Linked DNA regions of Mus musculus: region 1 is linked to region 2. A link is a loop called in an ENCODE intact Hi-C map of the cell type or tissue named here. Cell type or tissue: heart. All regions are shown on one strand. Links, peaks and the distances in the headings refer to the core of each region. The heading gives the core; the rest is flanking DNA. Region 1 overlaps Gsap (gamma-secretase activating protein). Region 2 holds the start of Gm42222 (a long non-coding RNA gene).

Region 1 (15,758 bases), core at 5,271-13,270, 110 kb before region 2:
TCCTACTGGCTGACCAAATCATCTGTGTGCACTGGCCAGCTTCCATAGTGTCAGAAGGTGCTACACATACTAGTAGGGGATAAAGTACTCACCAGTGAACCCAGCCATCTAACTCATCTACATACACCCCCACCACTCAGGGGTCATCCCAGAAGAGTGGGCAGAAAGGCTGAAAGAGCAAGCGGGGGTGGAGAACTACTGTAAACTCTGTTTTCCAAACAGGACAGGGCCTGTGCACACATGACCTCATAGCAGCTGTGAATGAGTGCACAGAACTTGCACAAGACCAAGTCAGCAGATCCCAGCATGGAGGAGGGAGGGGCTTATAAGCGCTATCAGCAATCCCTAGTGGCTGGACAAGGGAGTCTGTTTGCTCCAGGGATGCAGCCCCTGTGAGGCTGCCCATATTGCTGTGGATGGGCCAATAGATGAACAATTTGGCAGCACTGAGACGATTCAGTCAGTGAGTTTTAAAGAACCACGTGGAGTTGGGAGGGCAGTGGCTGAGGATGGGGAGGAGGTGGAGAGGAGGGAGGATGGGGAGGAGGTGGAGATGAGGGAGGATGGGGAGGAGGAGGAGATGAGGGAGGATGGGGAGGAAGTGGAGATGAGGGAGGATGGGGAGGAGGTGGAGATGAGGGAGGATGGGGAGGAGGAGGAGATGAGGGAGGATGGGGAGGAGGAGGAGATGAGGGAGGATGGGGAGGAAGTGGAGATGAGGGAGGATGGGGAGGAGGAGATGAGGGAGGATGGGGAGGAGGTGGATATGAGGGAGGATGGGGAGGAGGTGGAGATGAGGGAGGATGGGGAGGAGGTGGAGATGAGGGAGGATGGGGAGGAGGAGGAGATGAGGGAGGATGGGGAGGAAGTGGAGATGAGGGAGGATGGGGAGGAGGTGGAGATGAGGGAGGATGGGGAGGAGGAGGAGATGAGGGAGGATGGGGAGGAGGAGGAGATGAGGGAGGATGGGGAGGAGGTGGAGATGAGGGAGGATGGGGAGGAGGAAGAGATGAGGGAGGATGGGGAGGAGGAGGAGATGAGGGAGGATGGGGAGGAGGTGGAGATGAGGGAGGATGGGGAGGAGGTGGAGATGAGGGAGGATGGGGAGGAGGTGGAGATGAGGGAGGATGGGGAGGAGGTGGAGATGAGGGAGGATGGGGAGGAGGTGGAGATGAGGGAGGATGGGGAGGAGGTGGAGATGAGGGAGTGGCTTTGATCAGGTTGTGTCCTTGAACAGCCTGGTTACTTTCTGGTTTTTGTTTGTTTGTTTGTTTTTTGTTTTTGTCAAAGTGACCCAAGGGAGAGTCATCTAAGAAGATGGAGCCTCAGTTAAGAATCTGCCCTCACCACACTGGCTACTGGCAGCCTGTGGGCATTTTCTTGATTGAGGATTGGCATGGGGGAGGGCCCAGGCTACTGTGAATGCTGCAGTCTCTGGGCGGGTAGTCTGGGGGCCCAGAAGAAAGCAGGCTGAGAAAGCAGGGGTGGGGGTGGGGGTGGGGAGCCTGCTAGTAAATACAGTCCCTCCGTAGCCTCTGCTTCAGTTCCTGCCTCCAGGTTCCTGCTTTGAGTTCCTGCCATGACCCATCATGATGGGCCTTAACTGTGTGTTTGCTATAACTGTACGCTCACTACAACTGTGCCTGCTATAACAGCATGCTTTTCTCCCAGGTGGCTTTCAGCCAGAGTATTGATCACAGTGCAAAACTTAACTAGGGCAATGCATGTATGAAATTCTTTGAATGGTAAATTTAAAAGGAGGGGGGAAAAGGAAGTTAAAAATAAGTGAGAACTAAAAATCCACTTCAATCACACACATACAAATGCTCTAATAGTAAACAGAATGTGGCTGGTGTGCTATTGTTGAAAGGACAACAATGGCTTGACATAGATTTTGGAGTCTCAATAAATTAAGTTCTGTGATATTGTGCACTTTTATTTAGTAACCTGAAAGAAAGGCCTACACAGGCAAGGCCCCTTCTCTCAGAGATGGAAAAGTCTTGGATCCTTAATAACTGAGATGTATTTCCAGGGCAGGTGAGAAGGCTGGGGTCAGGTCCCACTCCTTATCTTTTCTTTCTTTATAGTAAACCTATCTTACTTAGTCCTTCTCCCTAGTTTGTTTTTTTATAATAGCAATAATTTAAACAATAATTATTCTTATTCTTCGTTGTCGCCACCACATCATGATCATCGGGCCAATCCTGCAGTCTTCTCTCCACAGCCTTTCTATTTTCCTACATCTGGTCATGAAATCCAAGTGCCCAAATCAGAAAACTAGTCGGTGTTGTGGTGCCATCTAGTGGTCAGTTTGGCTATGGGCATGCCTGCTTTGCCACAGCAATCCACCTTGGAATGATTTACCTCAATCTTGCTTTTAGGACCAATACTCTTCCTCCTCCTCCTCCTCCTCCTCCTGCTCCTCCTCCTCCTCCTTCTCTTCCTCCTCCTCCTCCTTCTCCTCCTCCTTCTCCTCCTCCTCCTTCTCCTCCTCCTCCTCCTCCTGCTCCTCCTCCTCCTGCTCCTCCTCCTCCTCCTCCTGCTCCTCCTCCTCCTGCTGCTCCTCCTCCTCCTCCTGCTCCTCCTCCTCCTCCTTCTTATTTTTAAAATCTTTCTCTTTATTTAAAAACACTTGGGGGAGGGCAGTAAGATGGCTCAGTAGGTTAGCCTGCTGACCTGAATTCTATCTCAGAGCCACACAGGGTGGAGAGAGAAGATCGATTCCCACAAGCCCTTGTGTATCTGCACACCCACACAGACAAACTCACATATATGAATGAATGAATGAATGAATGAATGAATGAATGAATGAATGAAATTTTAAAGTTTGTTTTTTATCATAGTCTTGAGTCAACCAAGAATAACAGAAAAAGTTGTGAGCAGGCCCATGAGCACCCTTCAAAGGCAGGCACTAGCGTGCCCGGGTGAGATAGAGTGTGCGCGCACAGAATATTCCTGGGGGCGTTGATTATATACCTTGTACTAGACCACGCAAGGCTGGGAAGCTCTTCCCGGGTTGTGTAATTAATTATAATTATGCATAATTAAGCAGTTGCTGAGAAAGAAAAGACTCATCCAGAAAGCCCCATTGACACAGCTGCCTGGGGAATTGCCCATGCACCTGTAAGCAACTTCTCACCCAGGTGCTTATAGGTGGTCCAATAAACACATTGGTTCACCAAGCTATACTTGGATAGAATTATTTCTTTAGATGCCCCATCTGAAATGACCAGACACTTGCCCATATCTATCCAAGAAAAGTCACACAGCAGAAGACAGATCTGTATTTTAAACAAAACAAAAATTAAAACTTAGTAAGAAATAGTGTTAATCAAAGATCCCATAAATGTTCCCATTTGAGCGGAGAGGATTTCTGGAGTCTGTTGATCTATTATAACCTCCATGTTCTCTTACTGTTGGTAAACACCTCAGCAGACGATTGGCAACACAATGTTTAATCTGCCCACATTCAGAGATGACTGCAGATCGAAAGGCCTGTTTGGGAGACTGAAAAACACAGAGCCCAGGGAAGTAGAACAGAAAGAAGGATGAAGACAGTATGTTCAATGGGAGGCTTGGTGAGTGAACAAAGCTGCAAGGCCAGAATGCAGACCGTGGCTTTGGCTTAGCCTTGGAGAGCTGAGAGAAGATGAATAGTCCTTTGTTGTCTGCGCTGGACAGCGGCCCCCAGCTTGTGTTTGCCAGCCTCAGCAGCCGTTAGAAACCACGCCATCTGCTTGGATTTAACGGTTTTGGGGGTGGTCTGAAGCCTTTTGAGTTTTTCAGGTTTCTGGGATGATCCTTGTGGACCATGGCTCGCAGTTGAAAACATGGTCTGAGCCTGTCCTGGGACTGCAGTCAGCCCACGACAGCGAAGGCCGATAAAGACTATGTGTACAGACTTGTGAGTCGGTAGAAACAGGAGAGTTAGAGAATGCCTTTCTGCGAGGAACCCCAGAGTCTAAGTGAATGCCGACCTGCTCATTGGCCCAGAGAATAAAAGCAGGGTTTATTTTTTTATTTTACTTTTTAAAAAAATGTTAGATGCTGCACCTTTGACGGAGAAGGAAAAGAGAGTAGAATGTGTGCATCCCCACCCAATCAGCCCAGCCCAGCACCGCAGCTCGTGGTTTGGGATGTGGCCAGGGCACTCAACTGACACTTGACTAAAGGGGAGTTGAGAGAGCTCCAAATACTGTCCCCGTAAAGGACAATGCAAAATGAGAGCCACACTTCTTAAGACACACTCACCAGCTACTGGAAAAGTGTAGCCTTTTGTTTATTTTGAGGCTCTCTCTATGTAGCCCTGGCTAGCCTGAAACTCACTTTGTTGACCAGGTTGACCTCAAGCTCAGAGTTCTGCCTCCTGAGTGCTGGGGATTCAAGGTACACACTACCATGGCTAGCTCCCAGTGTTCTTTTAAAAATACAGAAAATGAGGACTAAAGAGATGTCCCAGCAACTTGCTTGTCTTACAGAACACCTGGGTTCAGCCCCCACAGGGGACAACTTGATATTGCTCCAGCCCCAGGAATCCAAGGGGTCATCTACCTGCATGCATCTACTGTACATACAAACATACAGGCACACACAGATACACATGAATTAAATAAGCCTTTAAAATTATACTAAAGGTCTTTGTGGACAAAGTATCTATAAGCTTAGCTAGTCCTTGGGGGTCTGGCTTAAGAAGCAATCAGAAACCCGAGGAATGGCCAGGAATCATTTTCCCCCTGCACAAAGGGGAGTTTCAACTTTTTCACTTTGGAAGGAAGAAAATTATTCCCATCTCTTCTTCAAAAATCACCTCCCTTTGTCTCTGAAGATGCCATAAAGCAATCACCACACACAACCAGTCACAACTATCAATTACACAAAAGGACCAGCTACATTAAGGAATTTGATCCAGAAACAGAGCAAAATGAGCCTGTGGTAATGGCTCATCTGCAAACCACTGCCAGCAATAAACATCTGCCTCTCACCATCAGTGTCTCAAAGACACTGGCTTTGGTCCTACCTCTGTTGATTAATCAGCATCTTGGGAAGGAGGCCCAGTCTGAGAGACCCCTTTACTCTCCGTACAGGACAAAGAGCAGGGCTAACATGTCAGTCTTCCTAGGATCTTCAGTGACTCGCATCTCGGGACCCATTTCTGCTTGCTCTCCAGAGAAACCCAGCAATGTGTGCATCATGTCTACCATATATAAAGTGCAATAGCAAATGTCTTTGTGGACAGAAGTTCGAAAGGCAGCATCTAAGAGCGTTATGTGGGAGCATCCCCACAGGTGGCAGACAACTGAAATTCCCGAGGCTGAACACTAAGAGAGCTGCAAGCACACAGCTATCTCATTCAAGTCTCAGGATATAGCTAAGCTTCCTCCTGCTCCAGGATCCGGCAAAAAGTCCACTTCCCTGACCCAACTAGGGAGTTTTATCAGCCATTCTGTTTTGGTTTTTTTATAGGCTGGACAATTTTAAATGTAATCTATAATTATGGCCGTCTAACTCACATTTAGCTTTCTTGAAGCTCAGAGTGACTGATAAGAAAGGAATAGAAATAATTTTCTAGCTGGGTCTGGTTCTCAGCTTTATAGCTAGTAGGTAGGGAGTCTGGCTATCCACCCTCTACAAAAAATGGCAGGAATTAGCTCACTGCTCCGAGGCTCTATGAATGATAAATCATGCTGCTTCGTGGTATCATAAAATTATGTTCACGACATTAATGGAACTCTCACTGTAACTAATTCACTCTCCCAGGACACAGATGCAATCCAAACTTTAGAAAATCCTAACCCCACCCCCACCCCCAGAACCAGCTTGGAACAGGGCTTCCTTTTCCCCAGAGCAACAGCTCTAAAGGCTCAGAGCAGCGAGCTGTTACATTGTGGATGTGCCAGTATTTCAGATTGCCAGCAAACAATGGTATCTGTCTGCACGGTGGAATTAGTGCCTTCTGTGCTTCTTGCCCTGTCTAGTTAAAGCAGCTTCCAAACATGTTGAATGAAGAGGTACAAGCAAAGTCTGGATAAAGAGCCCAGGTGGCACCCTCCACCAGATGCTCAGGAGGTGGCAAACAACCTCTTCCCAGCTGCTCAGTAGCCCTGTACCTGAAAGACTGCAGGAGTCACAGCTCATGCCCTAAGCAGGAGGGAGTCACGTCTTCCTGGCCTTCCCAGTCTCCAGGTCAGCTACTCAGGAATCTCTGAACACGTGATTAAATAAATTAACAACATCTGATTTTGAGCCAGGCATGTGGTGCACACTTGGAATCTCAGCCCTTGGGAGGCTGAGGAAGGAGAGACAGAGGAAGTGGGGAAGAGAGGGAGGGAGGGAGGGAGGAAAAAGAGAGAGACAGAGAAACAGAGACAGAGAGACAGAGATAGAGAGACATAGAGAGAGAGAAAGAGAGAGAGACAGAACTACTTTGGTAAAACTGCCCAGTCCTCTACTTGAAGCAGACTCTCTTCTTTACCCATATATTTGAGTAAGCTATAGTTTCCCTCTTTGGTTTCCTGTGGTTAAATAGTTTTCGTGATTTCTCTTCTCACTATAAAATTAGGAGCTATTTTTAGCCTTTTACGCAAGTTGCTGCTTCCCCTGGGCAGCCGATAGCTTACTAAGGATCAAAGCCCTCCTGAGGAAGGTCAGTCTTGACAACATTTCTTTACAGCATCGTCCTTGTCCCGTATGGCAATTTTTAAAAAAAACAAATAGAGCTTTTAAACATTTTTAAAAAACGTATCTGCATGTTTGCCTGCAGGTATATAGGTGTATGTGTACCGCATGCGTGCCTGCTACCTGGAGAGACCAGAAGATGGTGGCAGGTCCTTAGAACTGGAGCTACAGACAGTTGCGAAACACCATGTAAGTACCGGGACTGAACCCAGGTCCTCGGAAAAAAACAGCAACTCTTTTAACCACTGAGCCATCTCTCTAGCTCCCTCCCCAAGACATGCTTTTTATATTATTTTTAAGATTATTTGGTAAGCCATTTACAAAGAGAGGAAGCTTTTTGCCTTAAGCAGGTGTACTTGCCCCAACATGTCCCCAAGTCAGCTCCTATGAGGCACCATCAACTAATGGCTTGTAAATGACGAACATTTGTTCTCCAGTTCTTGAAACTGGGACACCGTCCTGTCTTCCTTGTGACATCATAAGGTAGGAAGCATTGAGCTTGGTTTCATTATTTTAAAAAAACAATAATGACCAATCCAAATCATAAGGCCGTAGTTGTCCCCTCCTAAAGCCATCACACCAGGGATCAGGACTTCAACATCTGAATCTGAGGGGACACACCTGGACTCCAACCCTAGACTGAGCACATGTCACATCGGGAGGGGCTGTTCCATCTCACATTGTCCTCCCTTCCTTGACTTGGCCAGGAGAGAGGAGGTGTAGTCAGAGTACACTTACTAATGGTCAGTAAGTAAGCCAATTAGGACAAAAGACAAAAAGAACTTTCTTGTTACCCTTCTACTTTTAAAATGAAAACACACAATGTTGATAAGGTTGCAATAAACTCCTACCTAAATTCTTTTGTTCTTAGATTTATGTATATGTATGTGCATCTCTCTGTGTGCACGGCACACATATGTGGGTGCTAATGGGGGCCAGAAGAGGGTGTGGGATCCCCTGGAATGGAGTCAAAGGTCACTGTGAGCCATGTGGTATGGGACCTGGGGACTAAACTGGGTCCTTCGGAAAAGCAGCAGTGCTCTTGACCCCAGAGTCATTTCTTCAGCCCCCTATATCTTTTTGACCATGTAGATTACCACAACTTTTATTGAATATTAGTTTCGAAGAAGAAATCAAAGCTATAAAAAAGTCATAGTGTTTTACCATAAGACATACTCAACCTTGAACCTTAGAGGGATAAACCAATAGAAAAACTATATGTATAAGAATATACAAAAATGAAATATTATCTTTACTGGATAAAAGAAAAAAGTGTATTTCTAGGGATTCCACCTGTGATCTCACATATGTGAGGCAACCACCTTACTACCAAGTTATTTTCCCAGAAAATGTTTGTATAATGTCTTCTGCTCAAAACCAGAAGATTGATCAAATAAATGACATGCCAATTCAGGAGAATCATTACAGTTCATTACTTCATGTAACAACACGAAACGTGTTGAGAAGTTTATATTTGATCAAAAGTTTCTAGAGTACCATAACTACTAAATCAAATGTACATAGCTATGACAGAGGCACAGAAAGTGGACAGACACTACAGAACTGTGGGTTAACTTTCTTTTGACCAGTCATGGTGGCAATAGATGCCAGAAACCCAGCAAATCAGGGGCCTGTCAAGGACCCAAGTTCAAACCCGGCATCAAAACAGAACAAAGAAAAGAAACCCTAGGTGGGTTGTTGAGAGTACCAGTGAGAAGGAACATTCATTAGCATAATATAGCATGTGATTATCCCTATCGCTGCCTATAAAGTGTGACCTTCCCTGTCATCTTCCTGCATCAGGAGGGTTTGCTGACTCTACACTTGTTTCTGGACAGTTGGACAATCGGTTTTCAAAGGCCTCTTAGGACCCAAAGAAGAGTCACCAAGTCAGCCTCCATCTGTCCTCTCTTGCCTCAGTACATGACGGGGACCTTAAAACTGGTCCTCCCCAACTGTCAGAGCAGTGCCACGGATCTAAAAGACTCAAACATAAATAAATACAAGGGGCAGTGGCTGCTGATACCAGAAACTGAGACTTCCCAGGCTAGGCCAGGCTGTAATTACTAGAAGAATGCCAAACCCAGCAAAGGAGCTGAAGGGAACTGCGCTAACCACCCTCTGGCTTTTAACTAGAAGTTTTAACATAGTCTTTTCTACTCACCTCTCCCCACTCCTACCCTCCCTCTGTATCCTGAAACCAGAAGATTGCAGACAGACACAAAGCCCCTTGTGACAGGAAAGAGCTGGAGGCGGGCCATACAGCAAGCCACCACCTCACTTTTGAGGGATGGAGAGGCTGCTCTGAGAGAAACAAGAAATCCCAGTCCAGTTTACTTAAAGATTTTATAAGTAGAAATTGTGTGTGTGTGTGTGTGTGTGTGTGTGTGTGTGTGTGTGTGTGTTTGGGGGGGGGCATGTGTGTCTCTGTGTGTATGGGTATGTGTGTATGTGTGTATGTGGTGTGTATGTGTATATGTGTATGTGCATGCATGTATGTATGTGTATATGTTCACATGTGTGTGAATGTGTGTATATTGTGTATGTATAAATATATGTGTGTGTATATATAAGTGTGTGTGTGTGTGTGTTTGAAGGAAGGACTACAAATCAGGCAACAATGAATTCCAGCCTCACTAAAGACGTTCCAAGAGCTCCTTCAGTAAGAGGCTTTATGACAAGTATTGGTGGATGATCCAGGGTAATTCTCTATCTTCAAAAACCTCCCTTCTCAAACAGTCCTAAGGTGTTATATAACATCACATTAGCAATTGATTACGCAGGCTCTTCAGAAGGACTCTCAGGCAAGCTGATCTCCCCCAAGGCTCCATCTTTCTCTGCCAGGCTGCAATACCTTTTGAAACCACAGTAATATCTGGGGCAGCAGAGGTCTTCTCGACATGACTGCTTCACCCTCTTGGAGCGGGACTCACCTTCATAAGAGGCAATGGGAGTTCCTCTGTCGTAAACTTTATTCCGGGAATTTCCTAGGACAGGGAAACATAAATGCAATGCATCACGCCCATGCACAGGCCTTCAGGGAACATCTTCTGCATAGACAGGGGACAGCCAGCTTCTGTTGTGCCCTAAGTTCACAGGAAACCCAGACGAGCCCAAGAATTGTGAAGTCGCAAAAGAGTCTTTTATTTTCAAGTTCGAACTCATTTCGCCCACCTAGCACTCACTGCATGAATGCTGGCAAGAGACCCTGAGTCCAGAAAACATTGGGTTTATATACAGTATAGGAATAGTGTGAATATTCACAGGAAAGGGGAGTAGAGGGTGGAAAAGTACTGAAGGGGGCGTTGGTTAATGGGTGTCTGTTCAAGGACTAATTTCATGGCCAGTCGTAACTGTCTCAATTTACCTTCTACTTTTTCCATGGTCTCCCTTGAGCTTGTTATTTCTCTAAGGTCTCAAGGACAGGCACCTGGAGAGTTATCAGGAGTGTTGGGTGTTGGCTTTTTGGAGACACAGAGGCAGTGACCTTCTGGGGAGGAGGAGGGGCTGTCGCAAGAGGATGCAGCACAGAAACCAGCTCTCTGCATGTAGTGCTTGCCGCTGGGGGCAAGGGAGGATGGGAGCCTCTGGCAGGGAATGCAGAGGCAGACTGTACAACACTGAAGTCTCTCTAGTATCAGTAATTCGGGGGTTACAGCACTTCCTGTGTGATGACCTCTACTTTAAATAACTTCCTAGTACAAAAATAATAGAAGAGTGTGTCTCTTGCTTTGGAAAAGTAAATGTTCTGGTTTTGTTTTGTTTTTTTGTGGGGTTTTTTTTTGTTTGTTTGTTTGTTTGTTTGGTTGGTTTTTTGTTTGTTTTTTGTTTTGCTAGTTTGTTTGTCTGGTTCTTTTGGTTTTTTGTTTTGGGGGGATTTGGAGTTTTGTTTTGTTTTAGGTTTTTCTTTTTTGTTTTCTTTCTTGGTCGTTAGTTTTTTTTTCTTTTCTTTTTTTGAAAGGGTTTCTCTGTGTAGCCCTGGCTGTGTCCTGGAATTCACTCTGTAGACCGGGCTAACCTCTAACTCAGAGATCCACCTGCTCTGCCTCTCCAGTATTGAGATTAAAGGTATGTGCAACCACCCAAGGTGGTTAATATTGATTCTCACCTCTGACAGGTCTATGAGGCATAAACTAACTGGGTGGATTGAGGTGGGAAGACCAGCGCTACATGCAGTCATCACCCTTTCTTGTGGGTACTGATTGAACAGACATGGAATCCAGTGGGGCCGAAGCACTGATCGCTCCCTAACTTCTGGCTGGGGTGCAGTATAGCCAGATGTCGCCACCATGCTTTCTCTGCCTCAAAGGATTGGATGGGAGAACAGTGGGAAAATTCCCCTTCTCTCTTAAACCAATTCTTGTGGGTTTTTGGTTTTTTTTTTTTACAACAACAACAAAAAAGTAACTTATGCAAGTTCTAAATAGCATTTTCAAATGTACAATAGTAACATTTAAAATAACTAAAATTATAATGCACAATTTAGAATTAGCTACAAGCAAGAATACTATCTAGTATTTTATTTAACAGTATGGAAGGCCATTGAAATGTATAGACTTTGGGTTCAATTAAATTCAGTGTATGGGTTTTTTGGTGTTTATTTGTTTTTGTTGTTGTTTTAGTTTTTTACAATAGTCTTTATTTTAAAAATTCAGTTGCTGGTAAGTGTGGCGCTAGCCATCTGTGGTCCAAATGAGAGGCTTCTAGGCTAGCCTGAGCTAAATAGTAAATTCTTTGTCTCAAATTTAAGAAAAAAAAAAATCCAAGTCAATCTTTTCATCTGGATGTGAGAACTTGCTGCTTCCTGTTGTAGCAAGTGTTAGGGATGATTGTGACTAGAGAAGGGTAATACTTGCATCATTGCTAAAGACGAATATAAACGCACAGAGCCTTTTAAGGGAACTTATTCCAACCACAAAAAGGTTTAAAGCCACTTGGTAAACCCCAAGATAAGTCTACTATGTGGAGGTTATAACTGTGGGTTTCTCTACATTTTCTTGTGGGACTTCCTGGTGCGTTATGTGTATATCCACAAAGTCTCCTGGGCCCCAGAGAGTCTTGAGGAATAAACAAATGATTCTCTGCCCATTGGCATGGTGGCTCACACAGCAGCCGGGTAAGAACACTGCCCAGGGACCACTGCTCCCAACTCTGCCTCTCCACACCTCAGTCACAGGACAGAAGAGCAGTGGGTAACACCCAGAGGGCCCTGAGGTGTGTATTTCCTGACCCGATGGTGTAACTTGCTGGCTTCCTGCCACAGAACCACACTCTGCCCACACAGTCCTAAGTTGTCTAAAAGAAAGACAAAGTGGGTGCCTAGAAAAAGGAGAAACCCGGTCTTACCCTTGCAATTTTACACCGTAGCAAAGAAATCTATTAACTATAATCCAAAAAAAACAAGCAGAGAAGGCCTTCGGGAAATCACTACTATTATAAGTATCAAAAATTTAGAAATTAGTCAAACAACTGTGTACGGCGGTACACGCTTGCAATCCCAGCACTTGGGAATGAGGGGCAGATGGATCAGGGATTTAAGATTGTCCTCAGCTACACAGGCAATTGATGCAGGCCAGGCATATATGAGCCCATGTCTTAAAACAAAAAGAAAACAAAAAAATTTAAGTATATCAAATGCATTTGAATATTTCTCTCTTTTTTTTTTTCTTTAGACAGGGTCTCACTACTATGTAGTCCAGGCTAACCTCCACCTGAAGATCTTCCTGCCTGCATCTCCTGAGTGCCGAATTACAAGCATGCTCTTTATATGCCTCTTAAGCAAAATACAAAGTGAAAAGTGTCACAATTTAGTATGTATTTCCCAATGTCTGTTGCCTAAATTAAATGTAATGCTCTGAATACCTTCTTAATATACCTCCTGCTTCATGACCAAGCACACTACTCCACCATCTACCTGAAAGGGGAAGAGGCAGGTGCTGCAGGCCGCCTCTCACAGAACAGCACTCTAGTGCATCACCGCCTACCGTAAAGGCGTCTAGACCAACAGGAAGCATCACTTTGCTTCGCCCTGAAGCTTTTGAGTTGCCTAATTTTCTTTATAAATCTTTATAAAAAACAAGAAAAGGGGTCCCAAAAGTCAAACTGTACCAAGTATTACCACAGTGGTCTAGCTATTACTCATTCATAAAACCTATTAAATACTTGAAACTGGTGAATGAAGGAGTAAAAGTGTCCTTTTATAAAATATGATCACTGAGGTTCTGTTCTGCCTGCCAGAAGAGTGACAGCCACCCTGTGTCTGCCACATCAAGCCTATTGCTTTATGTAAATACTTCCAGCCAATGGAAGAGAGTTACTGCGGACAGAGCATCCTTGGCCAAGGGGCTTAGTGGCACAAGTGAATCAGATTTGGCTTTTAAAAAATTTTAGATTTTGAAATCCTTCATATACATGAGGTCTTTTAGTGAGAAAAGAGAAATCTAAACATGAAATGTCTTTCAAAACACACACACACACTTTAGAAATATGCCTTTGAGTGTTCCCAAAGCATCCAACTTTTACTAACACAATAATACTCCTTTTGCATATGCATTTCAGAATATATGCATGTATGTATATAGGATTTTACCACATAGGATAAATTTTTCATATGTGGCACCATATTAACCTTTAAAATGCTCCAGATTTTACAGCAGTTAGATTTTGAGTTTTCTGGTTGTTTATACCCATCTGACAAGAAATTTCACTTCAGCTGCTTGTCAGTCAAAACAGAAGTGAAATTATAAAGCTGGTCACCGTAACAGGAATGATCTCCCCCTTCCCACAGTGGTGAGCACCGAGATTTTGTCACTTACTGTGTTCCAAGTCAGCACAGAGGAGTATTGTAGGAGCATGCCCATGTCGTCCAGCTCTGCATACACACTCCAATAGGAGGAAGCTGAGACATTAGAAACAGAGAAGTCGGCATAGTGATTTAACCAAATCCAGCAAACCGTGAGTTCTCACCACCTCATTCATGTCTCTGGGGGTTAACCATTATGATTTTATCTACAGCTTAAAATGTTCAGGTGCTCCTTTTACAATGAGAATAGCATTTTTCAATCATTTGGTTCTGTTTCCACACAGATGACATGATGCCAGTCATACATAGCCAACCAATATAAAACCAGGCTAAGAAAGATGCATTTTACTGAAATTTTTGTTAATAAGGTTATAGAATCAAAATCTGATCTTTATCTCATTGGTCTCTGGAAACCACAACTTTTTGCAAAATCCACAAGAGAATGAAATTTCATTAGCCACTGATTGCAATGAAGTTAAAAAAAAACAAAAAACAAAAAAAAAAACAAAACCTCCTAATCAGCATTTTGACAGAAGCACTCATTATCAACTTACTGATTTCCCTCAAGCGAAGGGTTGAACATACAGCTTACAGTGCAGCATCAGCAACACTTACCAATTAGAAATTCTTGAATGAGGTCAAATGAATGGCAAGCAGAGACATGCTCCGAAATCCACTGGATAATCTTTAAAAAGAAAGGCCACTCTGTTGGCTTTTAAATCTGTACTATGTCCCACCAAAATAATACAAAAATATGCAATGTATAATATATATGCATAAATATGTGATATATAATGAATGAAGTCTTAAAATTCTACATTTATTTTGGAGTGGCCTGAAAATATACCTACTTCTAGCTTAAGAAACCACTATAGTCCTGGCTGAGTATGATAGTACTGTAAATAAGGTTATTTGCAGATATTCTTTTAACAGAACCCTTTGGGTAGTCTCCAGAAGAACCTTCCTCAACCCAATATGCATTTTTTTTCAAGAATGGGTGGTGTTATACAAAGTACCCATCAAGAGTTCTACTGGACATAGGAGCAATGCACAACAAATCCACTGGACTTACAGACAGCAGCCTGCAGTTAAATTCCAGGGCAGCCTATAAATGAACACCATTTTACCACTTACATGAGGAGTGCCTCTGTGCTTCTCTCTCAGCTGACAGAAGTAACCCATCGTATCAGCAGCTTCTCACACAAGTTCTACCCCTCCATTCAACTGCTAGAAGAAAGACGTCCTTACCTTTTACTTGATGACTGAGGGGAGACATGCCCAGCCATAGCTCACTCTCAACGGGATGTTTTATTCTAAATCTACTGTGCCAGTTGTACTTATTTTTACATAGGCAGTTTAATCAAAATGTCTACAAACAAGTTCAACGCAGATTGCATCAGTAAAAGTTGCATATTGTGGCAAGATTCAAAATTACGTTTCTATGACATGGCAAGACTAAAACAGTAAATGAAACACTAAATGACTAGATGTAGAAGAAACAGCCACAGAAAGTGGGTAAAGGCAAGTCTACACTGTTCTCTACATTATTGATCTCCTTAGAAATAAAATGTTTAGAGGCCAAGGAGAAGACTCAGTGGGTGAGGTGACTTCCATGCAAGCATGATCCCTAGAACTCACATTAAAATGGGGGTGCAGCACATGTCTATAACCCCAATGCTGGGCAGAGGCAAGAGGACTGGCCAGCCTAGCAGAAAAGCAAACTCCAGGTTTAAAGAAACCCTGTCTCAAAAACTAATGTGGATATTGCCTGAAGAAGACACCCAATGTTACTTTTGGCCTTCTACGTACATACACATAGATGTACATGCACACACATGTATGTACACCCATGAAGACACATGTGAATATGTATCCACATGCACAAACCTTTCAGGGAGGACAGGAAATCAGAGTATTGGTTTTATGGAAAAAGAATGGCTGAAGTTTATTTAGCTCATTCATAAAGAACAGGCCTTGGTCTACACTAAAGGTAAACAAATAAATGTATATGTTTTTTTTTTAAGTGTGTTTTTTCAACTACTATCCAACTACTAACCCCAGTCACCACTGATTGATTAGAGAATTTTCCTGACTTTTTAGAATAGCTTCAAAAAGTAAATGACAAAATAGTGCTTTATAAGTGGCAGCGTGTGATACAAAGTAAGCTACCTCATTAAAATGTAATAAATATTTGCCACAAGTTCTTAGACTTTTGGTGTTTGTTTCTTCTGAGAAGGTTGGGACAGGAATTAATTTTTTTTGCTTTTGTTTTTTGTTTGTT
Region 2 (15,758 bases), core at 4,400-12,399:
TTGCTGTTGGTTTGTTTTTTCTTCTTTGGTTTTTCGAGATAGGGTTTTGAGACAGTATAGCCTTAACTATCCTGGAACTCGCTCTGTAGATAAAAGTGGCTTTAAACTCAGATTTGCCCCTGCCTCTGCCTCCTGAGTGCTGGGATTACAGGCTGTACCACCACCACCTGGCTGCAAGTTCACATCTTAAACTCATGCCATGTGCTTTTTACATTAAAAAAAAAAAAATCCAACTAAGTGTGCCATGTGATTTTATGTCTTATTGTCTGTGCTTATTTGTCTCACTGTATTGCCCTGACTGGCCTGGATTTTGGTATGTAGAACAGGTTGTTCTTAAACTCAGAGACCCACCTGCCTCTCCCTTCAGAATGTATGCTGCCACCCCAATTGAATACTTCCAGTCAGAGCAGATGCAACTCACCAAAAGATGTATTGGCTCTGGCTTTACTATGCATGAAAATAGTGAAGAAGGTAAATGAATAAGGCCACATTTCATAAAGGGAGCAGGGCAGGAGAAATTTGAGCAGGCAAAGTGTTATATCTCAATGGAGAGCAGATGCCCTAGGACCAGGGACAAGGAAGGTTCAAAACCATTCATAATTAAGTATTTTTCTCAGATATTCCTCAATGGATTTTCATTGAGCCTTAACCCGTGACCTCTGCTGTATCCCCTAGGCTATCCTACAATGTTCTGATTTCACTAGCTAGTCCCAGACCTAAACACTAAGCTTTTACCTCACCTGCTGAAGGATAATTGCAATGTATCTTATTAATCCCAGAGGTAGACAGGCAGCACGCCTCTCGCCATCCCCGACCTAGCAGGGCCGGAGACGTGTGAGAGAGGAAGCCATGTGGGGTGGTACTCTTAGGGATTTTGCTTTAAACAGCGTTGATCTTACTTTATCCTGCAGACACTTTTAATTCTACAAAAAAAAGAAAGCGACTTGTATATCGAACCACAGTTGTCTGTGGTCTGTCAGCATACAGTATCTTAGGGGAAAAGGCCCTCAGAGATTCCAGACATCCCTTTTCGTTCTCAAAGTAGAAATTCAATACCCAGGAGCTACACTTTTGACTGCACTCTTTACTCCTTTGGGCAAAATCTTTTAAAGGGTTAAAATTTCAGTGAGTTGATGTCATTTGAATGTAAACACATTTAAAAAAAAAAAAAAAAGACAATGTTTCACTGTGTATCCCTGGCTGTTCGGTAACCTGCTATGTAGACCAGGCTGGCCTTGAATTCACAATGATCTGCCTTCCTCTGTCTCCCAGTGCTGGGATTAAAGGTGTGAGCCACGACTCCTGGTTCTGAAAGCAAATATTTTTCTTTCTTTTTTTTTTTTTTCTTCCATTTTTTATTAGGTATTTCGCTCATTTACATTTGCAATGCTATACCAAAAGTCCCCCATAGCCACCCACCCCCTCTCCCCTACCCACCCACTCCCCTTTTATGGCCCTGGCGTTCCCCTGTACTGGGGCATATAAAGTTTGCGTGTCCAATGGGCCTCTCTTTCGAGTGATGGCCGAGTAGGCCATCTTTTGATGCATATGCAGCTAGAGTCATATTTTTATTTCTAAGTTAATTTTGTTTATATTATTTTAAATTCTCAAGAAACATTTGTTAAGAAAGGTTCTGCAAATAATCTTTAAAGAGACCTTGAACCTGACATTCTGAAAATCGATGTTACTTGTCACGGAAAGCAGGCCTGAATGAACGCACTCTTGCCTTGCAGGAGGTGGGGAGAACCCATCCTCACCAGGGCAGGTTAAGAAATCATAAGGCAGCTGGGTCACCTGTTGACTGTGCAGATTTCCTGGGCCCATGTACAGATAGACTTTCTGGAAGGCCAGGATCTACTCTAGAAATCCCAGAAACTGGGTCTCCAGCATTGGAGAAGATCAGTTGGTGTATTTGTTTAGCTATTTTATTGGGTTCTTGTACCTCTACCTCTTTTCCAACCCTTATTCCTCCCTCATCCCTCCGCCCCCAACACTAGGTAGATGAGAAAGAAGGTTAGAGGAGAAGGGGCTATAGACCTTTATAGCCTGCTTCCAGCTGATTCAGGACCTTAAGTTCCTTGGGGCAACTCCAATCTTCATCATCAGAACATCTCCATCTCTTTGCTCCTGAACACTTGACAAACAAAACAACAGCAACCAGGGAGCAGTGAGTTGAGCAGCAGCAGCTCCACAGAGCCCCCAACTCTCCCAAGGCTCTGGCATTGACACCCTTGTCAGAGTCCCCAGAATTAAACTATCTGCACCTGGCAAAGATCACACCCCTGCTAGTGCATGAGGCAAATCATAATCACCTGCTGTGAAGCAGCCTCTTATCCCACACCTGGGATTAAAACAAAAACACATTCATATAACATGACTGGGTTTTTCAACAAACCCAAACTCTCACTACACCATATACCTTCCTCCTGCACCCAGAAGAGGTTACAGCATCATGTTTTCTCTACTGTGCAGAATCTAGAGGGTTAGTCAGTCTGTTTCATTTGACAGGAAAGCAGAAGGGAGACAGTTGAGGGGAGAAGAGACAGGGGAGGTATAGAAGGGTAAATATGGAAAAAATGCAATGTATAAATGATCATGTCAGAATGAAAGCATTATTTTACATACTTACCAAAAAGCTAATTTTAAAAACAGAAAAGAATTAAGGCCGTATTACAGAAAACTACTGAGGCTCCTGGTGTCAAAGAGTGGAGAGAAAAACAAGAATACTTCTAAACGGACTCTGGTCTCATATACATCTATAATCTTCTACTGAATACAGATGAAGCATCTCTTCCTGTTATCAGTGGTGCTGGTCTGAATTCACCTAGCCATTGGTTCTATATCGAGAACTGCAGAATAACTTCTTAAATGAGATCGGCACAGGAAGAGGACAGAAGGTCTGAAGCCCTGGGCCCAGAAGAGGTGTAGGAGCAATGGACTGAGATAAGAAGGCCTCTGCTGGGTGTGTTTGTGGAAACTATTGTGTATAATGGACTCATTCCTGTGATACCCAGCTAAAATGGAGTGGAGCTGCTACAGTAAAAAACAAAAACAAAAACAAAAACAAAAAAAAACTACGATCAAGGAGCCTGTGTCTTAACAAACAATCTAATCAAACTTTAAGGCTAATTTTACATGGCAACTTTCCATAAAACTGTTGGCCATGACTTTAAGGTTAGATTCACCTTGCAATGGCTGCCAGATGTCAACCAGAGTTGGCTAGCTCTTCAGCGACATCCAAGCACTAACACGCTTTTTTTCAGAACACCTCAAGATGAGAAAGAAACAAGTGGAAGAAATCTTCTGGAAAGCAATAAGGCTTTGTGGTTTCAATCCAAAAATCTTCCTCAGACTTGTCCATACTCTGGATGCTATTTTGGGGGTTTGGGAACGTTGGGAGGTAGAGTGTAGCTGGAGGAAATAGATGCCTGAGGAGAAGGTCCCTGGAAGCCTTCCTGGGATCTCTAGCCACTTCCTGTGAACACCCTCTAGCACATACTTGCACTGCTGTGACCTGAGCTGCTCAGGCTTACCTGGCCTGCAGTGATGGACTAAAACCCTCTGCAATCATAAACAAAGGAAATCCCACAGGGCTGGAAAAATGGCTTAGAGGTTAAGACCACTTTCTACTCCTTAGAAGATCCAAGTTCAGTTGCCAGCAACCACATGAGATTGCTTATAACCACCATTGCTTATAGCTCCAGCTCCAGGCACCTGACACCTACTCTGACCTCCACTGGCATCCCACACACATGAACAAGGTGATAAACAAATAAATAATCCCTTGGGTTGTTTCTGTCAGCCACACTGAGGCAAAGTAAGCAGGACAAAGGGTGAACACGCCTTCTGGGAAACTGATGTATTCTAGAATGAAGACTGTCATAAGATTCAGCACGTTTGCATCTTCATGCAATCTCTTTAATAAGAGAGATGAATTTAATCATAGGCAGAGACTGAGTCAGTGATGCATCCATCATGTGTTCCTCTTGCCACAGCTCACGTTCTTCTTTCTCCTTATCTACTGTGTCCCATGTTCACCTCTCAGGTCACTTCCACTAAAGACAGCCTTGGGTTCCTGCCTGAAGCATATCCTTCCAAGAGCATGTACCTGGTGAGCTACAAGCCTCTGACCTGGTGAACTATCAACCTCTGATTTGTAGCATTTATCATCAGTGTGGTAAAACAATTACATATTCATTGCAATAAAAACAAGAATAAACTGAATAAACAACTTAGCTGAACCTGAGGTGCCTAGAGACGTTTCTCATATATTTTCTGTGTAAATGTACTAGCTATAAGAAGTTCAGTAGAAGGAGCTGAAGTTATTTTCCTAGAGGAGAAAAGTTCAGGTAGGCGACAACACCTGTCTTCAAGTGTTTGAAGGAATATCATGTTGAGCCAGTGGGCACCTTTGTGGCTTTAGAGAGCAGGAAAAAAACAAATGGGGAGAAAGTTCCAGAAGGCAGATTTCACCACAGTGTAAAGAAGTGAACTGTGTAACAGTGAGACTTGTTAAAAACGAAGTGTCCTGGTCAAATTGGTGATCAAAGACTGAATGAACACATGTGTGTAGAGGAAATCCAGTTCTGGCCACTCTGTGCTTTTTTACATCAGGAGGAGGCACCCGGAAGCAAATGGAATTGGTTTGAACTGACCTCAAGAAAGAGTGCAACTGCAAAGAACTGATCTCATGGTGCCCAGCTAGTGCCATGCTCTCTAAAACCTGCATCTGGTGTGTGGGTGGTCACACTGTTAACTATGCTTCCAAAGCCAGCGTTCCAACAGTGGTCACAGCTGCACAGCTGCCACTGTGACTAAATTAGGGAACACACAAGCAAATGAAGGAAATCTCGGACTTACCCCCTCAACATAGTCTCCCCACCCAACCCTGCCTCACAAACACATAGACATATACATATACACATATGTCCACATATATATGAATATATTTCTACTTCCAAAGCCCCCACCCTGTGCTGCAGTTCTCTCTCTGACCCTTAAGCCCTCTCTTTATACTTCGTACACATAACTTAATTACTGTGTTCTCCTTTCTCATGGGAAATTCAGCATGCAAAGACATCTGACAGAAAATAATTAAACAGTCACCTTAAGAGGTCATTTCTATCTTAAAGTTACTTAACAATTATGAAGCTGAGAGCTAGCACTCCTGTTTGGAAATTGAGATCTAATGACACCATAGGTTAGATGGAAGTCAGCTTACAAACAAGATCTGTGGCCACTACTTTCCACAGGAGCAGGCCTGGATCAGCAAGGATAGTCTTCTGAGCAGTGAGATATTATGACTCTTCAGTTACCGGTTTGCAAACTGTGAAATATAATCCATTTATAAACAAATAAATGCAAAAAAAAACCCTATCACTTTATTTAAATTATAGATACCAAGTCACTACTTACCTTTTAGAACCACAGTGCCCTTATGCTGTTTGATAAGCTATTTGGTGATCCAATCACCCAACACTTACTGAGCACCTATTCTGCATCAGAGACATTGACAAGCAAATTTGATGCTGTCTTATCAGAGTTTTATTCCTGTGAGAGACACCATGACCAGGGCAAGTGCCTTCAGTACAAGCTACCTGGCTTCTGGAGAGATAGGCCAAAATAAGCCAGCAGCAAGGCCAAAATGGGAATGATCACCTATACTGGCAGTGTGGCAGCCTTTGAGGGGTAGGCTAGACAAGCTGTACACTAGGGCACACCACAGGAACGACACTGGCCATTACTCATGATCAGCTCCTGTGATGACCATTGTTCCAGACACTGATCGTGTTTTTCCTACAAAGAGTTTACATTGCCCATGGACTGTTTAAATCTAACGACTCTCAACCACATTGAACGCCTGACTTGGATAGGCTTCTTACTTCTCTTTCAAATACCCATACTGGCCTTTCCATAGCCTCTGCTTACTCTTTCCCTTCCTCCCAGGCTGATGTGTGATGGGGGGGAAGATCTGTCCTCTGGATGTAGTGATGAAGCCAGCACTTTAAGAATGGTAGAAATTGGGCTAGAGAGATGACTCAGTGGTTAAGAGCACTGGCTGTTCTTCCAGAGGTCCTGAGTTCAATTCCCAGCAACCACATGGTGACTTACAACCATCTGTAATAGAATTCGATGCCCTCCTTTGGTGTTTCTGAGGAGAACAACAATGAACTCACATACATAAAATCTTAGAAGAAGAAGAAGAAGAAGAAGAAGAAGAAGAAGAAGAAGAAGAAGAAGAAGAAGAAGAAGACGAGGAGGAAGAGGAGGAGGAAGAGGAGGAGGAGGAGGAAGAGGAGGAGGAAAGAAACAAAGTCATGTTTAAACGAAAACTGGTAGAAATCACAAGCTAGCAAGTGCCTTCCTTATTGATTCTGCAGTTTACAGAACTGGAGCCTTTGCTTGTTAGACTCATTGTGAGTTCACCCAGCATCCCCACCTGTATCCAACCAGCACAACCGGAATGAGGCAGGAGCACTGGCTTGCAGTAGTAACCCTCTTGCCCTGGATTATTTGCTCACATTTATTGTCAGCAATCCGTGAGGGCTTTGGCTGGATGGCAGCTTTACCACTAAGAGTCTTTAGATTTAAGCAGGGAGGTGGTGGTGCACTCAGGAGGCAAACATAAGCTGATCTCTGTAAGTTCAAGGCCAGCCTGGTCTACAGTGTGAGTTCCAGGGCATCCAGGGCTATACAGAGAAACCTTGTTCAAAAAACAGAAACAAATGTAAATAAAGAAAAATATCTAATAAAAAAAGAAAGAAAAGAAAAAACAGAAATAAACAAAAAAGGCAGAAAGAGTCTTGAGTAGTCTCAACTTCATCTTATAGATGATGAAAAAAATTATGAAAGGACTAAACAAATGGCCGAATGTTTTGCATGTGCATGTGTTCGTGTGGGAGAATGCGCATGTATGTTCAAGTGTGCAGACTTATATGTGTGCCTGTCCACAGAGACCAGCAGTCAGTCTCAGGTGACATTCTTCAGAAGCCATTCTCACTGGTTTGAAGCAGAGTCTGTCACTGTGACCCAGGAGTTGCCAATTAGGCAAAAGAGACAACAGGCAGCTCCAGGGAGCCTCCCCTTCCCTTCTCCCCAGGGCTGGAATTATAAGCACTCTACAGCAAGAATGGCTTATGACATTGGTTCTAGGGATCAGATTCCTGTCTCCACCACTTTACCAATTAAGCTACCTCCCAGCCCCTAAAATTGTATTTTTAAATCTTTAAAGAATTTCAAAATTTAAAAGAAAAAATATCTATCATTTTTCACCACACACACACATACACATACCACTTAAATGTTCAATGTTAATAACTCAGGGAAACAGAATGCCCATATATATTGCTGTGTATAAAAACAAAATTGGGATTGCCTTTCTAGAAGGTAGTTAAATTTCCCTTTGACCAAATGTACTGGCCGATTTTGTGTGTGGACTTGACACAGGCTGGAGTTATCACAGAGAAAGGAGCTTCAGTTGAGGAAATGCCTCCATGAGATCCAGCTGTGGAGCATTTTCTCAATTAGTGATTAAGCGGGGAGGGCCCCTTGTGGGTGGGACCATCTCTGGGCTGGTAGTCTTGGTTCTATAAGAGAGCGGGCTGAGCAAGCCAGAGGAAGCAAGCCAGTAAAGAACATCCCTCCAGGGCCTCTGCATCAGCTCCTGCTTCCTGACCTGCTTGAGTTCCAGTCCTGACTTCCTTTGATGATCAACAGCAATGTAGAAGGTGTAAGCTGAATAAACCCTTTCCTACCCAACTGCTTCTTGGTCATGATGTTTGCACAGGAATAGAAACCCTGACTAAGACACCAAACATCCCACCCACTTTTGGGCCTTCAGTGTAAGGAAGTAAGTCATGGATGTTAGGACTCAGTATAAAAGGGAACAGATAAGAATGAAGCATCATGACACATGGGTGAGACTGGCATGATGAAGCCATGACTTCATATGCTAGCCTAAAACTTAAAATGTTTATGCACTAGGATATCCTTAGTGTTTAACAATAGGGAGTCGGTTGGGTAGACCATGAATCACCCTTTGAACACTATACAACTTACCTGAATATTTAACAACACAGAAATGCTCATTAAATTTTGTCACATGAAAAAAGAAGTTATAAAAGAATATGTAGACCAATCAACACTCCTAAGAATGAGGCCAGAGTGGAGGGGTTTGAGCTTCAGAGGCACCACTGACAACTGTGTAGCCTTGGTTGGATAACCTAGTCTTCCCATAGCTCAGTTTGATCATCCATAAAATGGGGCTAATACCAGTCTCTGTTTCACAGGGTTGTTGTAAAAATGACAAGCTAAATCACAGACAGCATTCAGACAAGCACAAGCCACATGGAAAGGATTATTGTAAGAGCACACTATTGTTGACAGCTTAGTTTCTGTTGCCAATAAATTAAGTTGACTTTTAAGCTAATTCAAGAAGCAGAGGTGGGAAGGAGAATCATCCAGGCAAGAGTCACACCCTTGCATTCCACAGGGCTGCTCCCATGAAGTCACCAGCCCAGCTGCCAAAGGCTGACCCCGTGGCTCACACTGCGAAGTCCTTGGATGCAGGACATTGCATACTGCCTCAGAACAGCTGTCTTTCTCTCAACTGGAAACCGGATGCAGCTGCCATAGCTGCTGCCCAGGCCACAGTGGACTCTGCGTCATCCGTCATCCCTGCTGCTCTGAGTCAACAGCTCAGGAATCAAAGTCCAGAGAGGATGCATCTGCTCGGCTGTACCAAGTCCTTAGCCCCCCTCGTAGGAGCAGTCACGTAAAAACAGCATCACATAGTGAAAAAGGTACGGAAGTCCAGCAAACTCAGGGAGCAAGTCTGCAAACTGAACAACAATAACAAAAAAGATATAAAGAATCCCTTCATGGTTTAAAAATATAATCATAACTTGGACAGAGAAAGAAAACCAAAAGGCTATATATGCATCACAATGTTAATAATCAATCTGAGTTAATCATGACGACTGATTTGACTTTTTATTTTTTATTATTATTGTATATGTGTGCACATGTATGTATGATGTGTGTTTGTGAGTGTAGGCTCACCTATACTACAGCAGGTCTGGGAACTGAACCCATGTTCTTGGGAATGTTTACCCACTGACCCATATTTTAAATTCTTTTTGTGACTAGTTGAATTTTCTATGACCTAGAAAAGGTCTTTTCTTTAAAAATAAATAAATAAATAAATAAATAAATAAATAAACCTGGACAATGTCAGGTCTGTATTCTGAAACAGAATTGACTCTTTAGCGGTGAAACAGAAGACTAGACTCAGATGAGCACTGCTAGCCCAGAACAGGCCCAGTGGACCAGCACCACCAGCTGATTCACAGTGTGCTAAAATACGGGATCTCAGAGGAAAAAAGGAAGGTGACTTCTCTAGGAGACTAAGAAACAGACTTGACAGTGTGAAGACGCATTATGTAACATTTCATGACTATAAGCCTTGAAATGCTTCCAGACTTAGAAGAAGGCAAGATCATTAGCAGAAATAGATAGCTGGAACAGGATCCAGTTTTAAGGGGGAAAAAAGATAAATCTGGCTTTAAGCAATGAGGTTTAAGATCTTGAAAGGTGGCTCAGCCCAGAAAAACAAAACTTAGACCAACAATAAATGTCAATGCTGGACTTGTAAGTTGGAGAGAAATCCAAGGCCACGAAATAATGGGAGCCATAAAAGTAGACGAGATTGTGCACAGACGAAGATGAGCCAAGACAGGAAACCGAAGCAGGATGCCCCGTCGTAACACCTGTGTGGAGACTGGGGAGGAAGAGAAGCCAGAGACTCGGCAGAGCAAACGCTTGAGGAAAGAGAAAAAAAGGATATTCGTTTTACATTAAAACAACAGTCCTCATCAGCAGACAATTCAAAAGTTTCCGAATTTTTCCTGTAATGTTTTGATGAACAATTTGCTGTTTGTGAAGAGTTGCAAATGCACAAGGGCCACAGCTTATCTATGTTTTATTCATTCATTCATTCATTCATTCATTCAACAAACATTGCCTTAGCACTTACTTTGAGACAAGTACTCTCTTGTGTGTTGAGGGTGGAACAGTCAAAAGCTCTTGCCCTCCTGGGAACTACATTCCATATTCTAGAGGGGAGGCGTATGGTAGGTAAGTATGTTAGATGGTGGCGAATATCGGAGCCCAGGTAAGGATGGGTGAGCGCTAAAGGTCGCAGCAGGAAGGCTCACCGAGATGATCAGATCCAAAAAAGAGAGGAAGCCACTCTTGCAGAGAGATTAGGAAAGAACACCCCACGACAAGACCCTGAGATGGTGGGGGTCCTGCCATGCTTAGGAAGGCTGGGGTGGCTCCCCAGGGGAGGAGGGGACGCAGCTGAGAAGGAAAGGTCCTCAGAGGATTTTGAGTAAGTGATGTTTTCTAACTTGAACTCTAATGCCATGAGTGCTACTGTTCAGAACGTTCTAAGGTGCAGCATAACGACATAAGCCTTTACATCTAAGCACACAGGAGGCAGAGGGAGGCCGGCTGGTTCTGGTTTCTGCTAGTTTGAGGCCAACCTGGTCTACATAGTCAGGCCTACATTGTGAGACCCTGTTTCAAAAAAAAAAAAAAAAAAAGGAAAAGAAAAAGGAATATCCTAAGAAGAACAGGACAGGAGGCTATTGCCACTACCTGGTAAAAAGTAAGAATGACTTGGAGCAAGCACCTGTGTTTGCTATGTTTCATATGTTTTCATGTTTGTTATTCTTCTAGTATAACCCAGTGTAGTGGGGAGTAAGAGATGGATGAAAGATTGTGTGTGAGGGAGAAAAAGAAGTACAGGCCTTGCGTCTCTCACTATATCGTTCTGTGTTTCACATGTATCCCCAGACACACAGAATTAAAGGGAAAAGCAACTTGAACATTTAATATGTTTGCTCACTTAAATCTTCCAAATTATTACAGCTTCGTGAAAACGTTTAAAAATAGGACTCCAAAAGCCAGTTATCACCACTTTGACAATAAATTTATATTTAGGCCAAGGCAATAATAATAGAACATGGTAATTTTTTTAAAAGGCATGAGCAATATCTTTGAAATGCAGAGTCACTAAATAATGACTGGTTCTGAAAGGTGTAATTTTAAACCTTCCCCTCTGCTGGTGCTATAATTAAAAATAAAAGTGAATCTAGATAGTTGCACACAGGTCTGAGTCACATTGGGACATATAATTTGCTTTTCTTACGAATCTGAGACCAAAGCCTCCCATTATTTGCTAAAGATTAGAAGGATATACTGATTATTTCTCTTGTTAAGACACACAACTTAGTGGAGTTAAATGTTGATTCGGGGGCGGGGGGGGGGGGGTTGTCTGTCAGCACCACCCGGTTGGCACCCTGGTGCACTTCACTGTTTACAGAGCACTCTGGCTGGCTCTGCTATCTCACTGAGCATTCACTCCAGACCTATTCAGGTCTTGACTCTGCTGTGCAGAAATGCAAGCTAGTGTGGAGCTGAGGGGCTTACACGGATGTCCTGTTGGGGCATCCTCCCTCTCCCAGAGCTGGAGACCAGTCAGCCACTTCTCATACCCTTGCAACCTGAATTCTGTTCCACAGCTGGATCTCAGGGGAAAGTTCCCAGGTCAGCAAGACCACCAGAAGAAAAAGCACCCGTGTAAAACTACTAGTCAGGGTAGACTCTTAGGAGAAGAGACACTGTTGCTGGTACTTAATCCCGGAAAAAAACAAGACACAAGTCTCTTGTGGGTCAGCCAGTGGCTTTACTTGTTCGGGTGGTTGCCATTGCTGCTAACTTTGGTCTCCTCGGTTCCCCTTCACAGCTTGTCTGATTTGGCAGCTCCACCAGAGGGCAGGCAGGGTGGGAAGAGCACTTTCAATGCTTAGCTAAAAGTTGCAAAAGGCTAGAGAGGGCTCAGGGGTTACAGGAGCTTCCTGCTCCTGCAGAGGACAGGGCTTTATTCAAAGCATTCGCGTACAGCCCACAGCTATCTGTAACTCCAGGTCCACAGCTATCTGTAACTCCAGGTCCACAGCTATCTGTAACTCCAGGTCCACAGCTAGCTGTAACTCCAGGTCCAGGTCAATGCTTCTGACCTCCGCAGGCTCCTGTCCACACAATCTGACCTCCGCAGGCTCCTGTCCACACAATCTGACCTCCGCAGGCTCCTGTCCACACAATCTGACCTCCGCAGGCTCCTGTCCACACAAGGCACACATACTCTGGCACACATGCGTACACACAAAATAAAATAAATACACAGCTTAAAAATTTTTTTAGAGTTGGAAAAAGAAATCTTGGGTCATTTTCTTAATTTAGATGTTGGTGTCTTTCTACATTTTAGTTGCTAATGTGACTTCTGTCAAAAGTCTCCCAGGTAAAGCTAGATTAAACAGTACAATGAAATCATCTCAGAACGGGAAAACAGAGTTTTATTACACTTCTATTAATTCCCATGGCTGGTTTTCCTAGTGGACATGAAATGTTAAATGTTTTAAAAGGAGTGCATACAGGCACGGAAGAAAATAGACAGATAATGCAGAGCGTAGACAACTGGCAGGAGAGAGAACACAGCGGCCAGGGACCATGGAAAACAGCCCACTTTACCACCATTAAAGAAATACATGCTGAAAACAAAGTGTCAGTTCTCATCTGAAATGACTTAGCAATAAAAGCAAGAACTGCTAGTAAGGGTGTGATAGCTTTTCATGTATTTTAATAATATAAACCACTACCATCTTTCTGAAGAGAAATCTAACCATACAGGGATTAATCCTAACACCTGGCAGGGCAGGGCATTCTTGTAATTCCAGCACTCAAAGGTTGAGGCAGGAGGACTCCTTAAAGTTTGAAGGTAACACACACACACACACACACACACACAGAGAGAGAGAGAGAGAGAGAGAGAGAGAGAGAGAGAGAGAGAGAGAGAGCTAGTTCCCAGAGCCAAAATAATATTTAAAAAATAAAAATAAGTGGCTAGAAAAATGGCTCAGCCCTTGCAGAGAACACAGGTTCAATTCCCAGCACCTACATGGTGGTTCACAGCCATCTGTAACTCCTGTAGTTGAGGATCTGACCCCTCTGTTGACCTCTGATGGTACCAGTCACACAGGCATCCGTACAGGCAAGGCACTCATACACAAAAAATAAAATAAACCTTTAAAAGATTAAATAAATAAAATACAAATGAAGTGGCAACAAGCATACAGAGAAAGGAGTCCAGAATTGAAATCTTGCTGAATAAGGAGGGGGTTTTCCATTTTCTTTTCCCTCCGCCATCGCCAGCTTTGGCTCAAGGTCACCTGAAACTTGAAGCAAGAACAGGCAAGGACGAAGAGCTATGTGTGAAATCTTCTAAACGGAGCGGAGCTCCAGGGGAAAGGAATTCCCTGTTGGAAGCCAACAGCAGAGGCCGCGCTCCTTTTCCTTTTCAGCAGTCTGCTGCACAGCATCCCCACCGCCACCCCCCATTCCCCACCCAGGATTACCCAGGAGTGGCTGCGCAATCTGTACTGGAGCAGTGGCAGAGGCACTCGCTGGTGCCTGACTCTGAGAAGGAAGCATGGTTGGTTGCCAAGGAAGGGAACTGTGCCAGAAATGAGTATGGGCCTGATATGGGCAGAGTGCTTCCACATCCCAGATGAATCTGTCACGTGTGCTTGGAATCGAAATCTGAAGCACAGAAGAGACCTGGGCTCGAGTTCTAGGCTTGTGAGTCATCTACACTTAGAAGCTATTTAAAGCTGAATATTTCAGAGGCTTTCTTCCTTTGTTACTGAGTAGTGGCTGATGATGGAGATTCCCACGTAGCAGTCCTTAGGATCTGCTTACTAACGAGGATAAAACAGATTGGTGCAAGCCTATAAATGGAGGTTATCTTACTGGTAGACAATGCTGACAGGGTTCCACTTGGTCCTGAGATCTGAGGCATGATGGCTGAGACAGATGTCATCAAGTTTTGCAGGCACGGCTCCTAAAATCAATTTGAAAACCTTTATATTCCCTCACACATTTTCAGATTTTCATTTGTTTTTTAAAGATTTATTTTATTTTTAATTGTGTGTGTGTTTGTATGTGTGTACGTGTTTCTGTGTGAACACATGCACAAGAGCTTAGTGACTGCCCAAGGAAGTTAAATGCATCAGACCTCCAGGAGCAGGAAGGCCATATGAGTCATCTAATGTGGACACTAGGAATTGGTGGCGCATGCCTTTAATCCCAGCACTCGGGAGGCAGAGGCAGGCGGATTTCTGAGTTCGAGGCCAACCTGGTCTACAAAGTGAGCTCCAGGACAGCCAGGGCTATACAGAGAAACCCTGTCTCGAAAAACCAAAAAAAAAAAAAAAAAAAAGGAATTGAGCTCAAGTCCTCTGAAAGAGAAGTACACACTCTTAACTTCTGAGCCATTTCTCCAGCCCTCACCATAAACTTAGTTAATGGCAAGGGACATGGTTTGGGATGTATAATACCTATTAACTACTAGATCACTCATATATGCCAAAAGATTAAGAATCCCAGGCTGGCCTTACACTTCTGTGGTGGTTTAAATATGCTTATCCCAGAGAATGGCACTATTTGTAGGTGTGGCCTTGTTCAAGGAAGTGTGTCACTGTGGGTATGGGCTTTAACATCCTCATCTTAGCTGCCTGGAAGCTGGTTTTCTCCTGTTGGCCTTCAGAACAAAATGTAGAACTCTCAGCTCCTCCTGCACCATGCCTGCCTGGATGCTGCCATGCTCCTGCCTTGATAATAATAGACTGAAAGTCTGAACTGTAAGCTAGTCCCAACTAAATGTTGTCCTTATAAGAGTTGCCTTGGTCATGGTGTCTGTTCACAGCAGTAAAACCCTAACTAAGACAATTTACCATCATATATTCTTAAAAATATATTAAGCCCAGCCAGTGAGATAGCTCAGCAGTCAAAGGTGCTTGCTACCAAGTCTGACTACCCAAGTTTGACTCCACGGACCAACATCATGGAGGAAAGGAAAGAACAGATTCTCCCAAGTGTGTGTGTGTGTGTGTGTGTGTGTGTGTGTGTGTATGTGATGCATACACACGAATGCACTGGTACATGAATGCATGCATGCAAAAGCCAGAGGAGGCTGACATCCTTTATCATCCTGTTTATCCCTTGAGATAGGGTTTCCGGCTAAAATGAAAGCTCACCATTTTGGCTCACCAGTAAGCTCCTGGGATCTGCTTGTCTCCACCCTTCAACCCTGAAATGACAGCACACACAGCCATGCCCAGTTTTCTACGCGGGTCATGGGGATTCAAACTGAGATCATGTTAAGCTGTTCTTACCCATGGATCTATGACTCCAGCCCACAAACTCTTTTTTATTGTCACAAGTTTCATATCATTATCTTTTCTTCTTTAGTTCATATTTATATTCCAATTTCTCAACAAAATTATACTGTATTATGCCAATTTTGATGCTTGAAATATATTATTAAAAATTCTATCACTACTTATTATAATATAGTACACATATAAATTGAAACATTCTCTAGTTCCATAACTGCTCTCATTTTTTCTTTGCATATAGTTACTATCATTAGTAATAACCAAGCTACATAGTTATCATATAAATAAATTTGATTAACCAGCATAAATAGCACATTTAGCCATATGGTGATGGCACATACCTTTAGTTCCAGCACTCAGAAGATAGAAGCAGGGGATTTCGTTTTTTTTTTTTTTTCTTTTAAGATTTACTTATTTATTTTCTGTATATGAGTATACCATTGCTCTCTTCAGACACAC

What was found. A loop is a pair of places that touch in the nucleus more often than their neighbours do. Peaks named below come from ENCODE experiments on the same cell type or tissue, not always from the same donor. Only the 100,000 strongest peaks of a DNase experiment are listed, where the experiment ranks them.
Region 1: it touches region 2 in a loop (2.0-fold over the local background); 3 of 42 quality-filtered maps call a loop at or near these places.

What each region holds. Positions count from the first base shown.
Region 1 is chr5:21,251,774-21,267,531 of GRCm38, reverse strand. Gsap (gamma-secretase activating protein) reads right to left here. Exons shown (of 31, transcript NM_175437.3): 17 at 14,093-14,162; 18 at 13,491-13,573; 19 at 9,609-9,662. Among named protein-coding and RNA genes, the nearest start is that of Gsap, 73 kb to the right of the region's middle. In heart, for the core only: a CTCF peak has its summit at 9,539; no DNase peak of the experiment used is centred there.
Region 2 is chr5:21,137,544-21,153,301 of GRCm38, reverse strand. Gm42222 (a long non-coding RNA gene) reads right to left here and starts at 15,203. Exons shown (of 3, transcript XR_880865.1): 1 at 15,159-15,203; 2 at 13,873-13,963; 3 at 8,341-8,840. In heart, for the core only: a CTCF peak has its summit at 11,817 (motif pointing right); DNase peaks (open chromatin) are centred at 8,591 and 11,851; H3K27ac peaks cover 991 bases.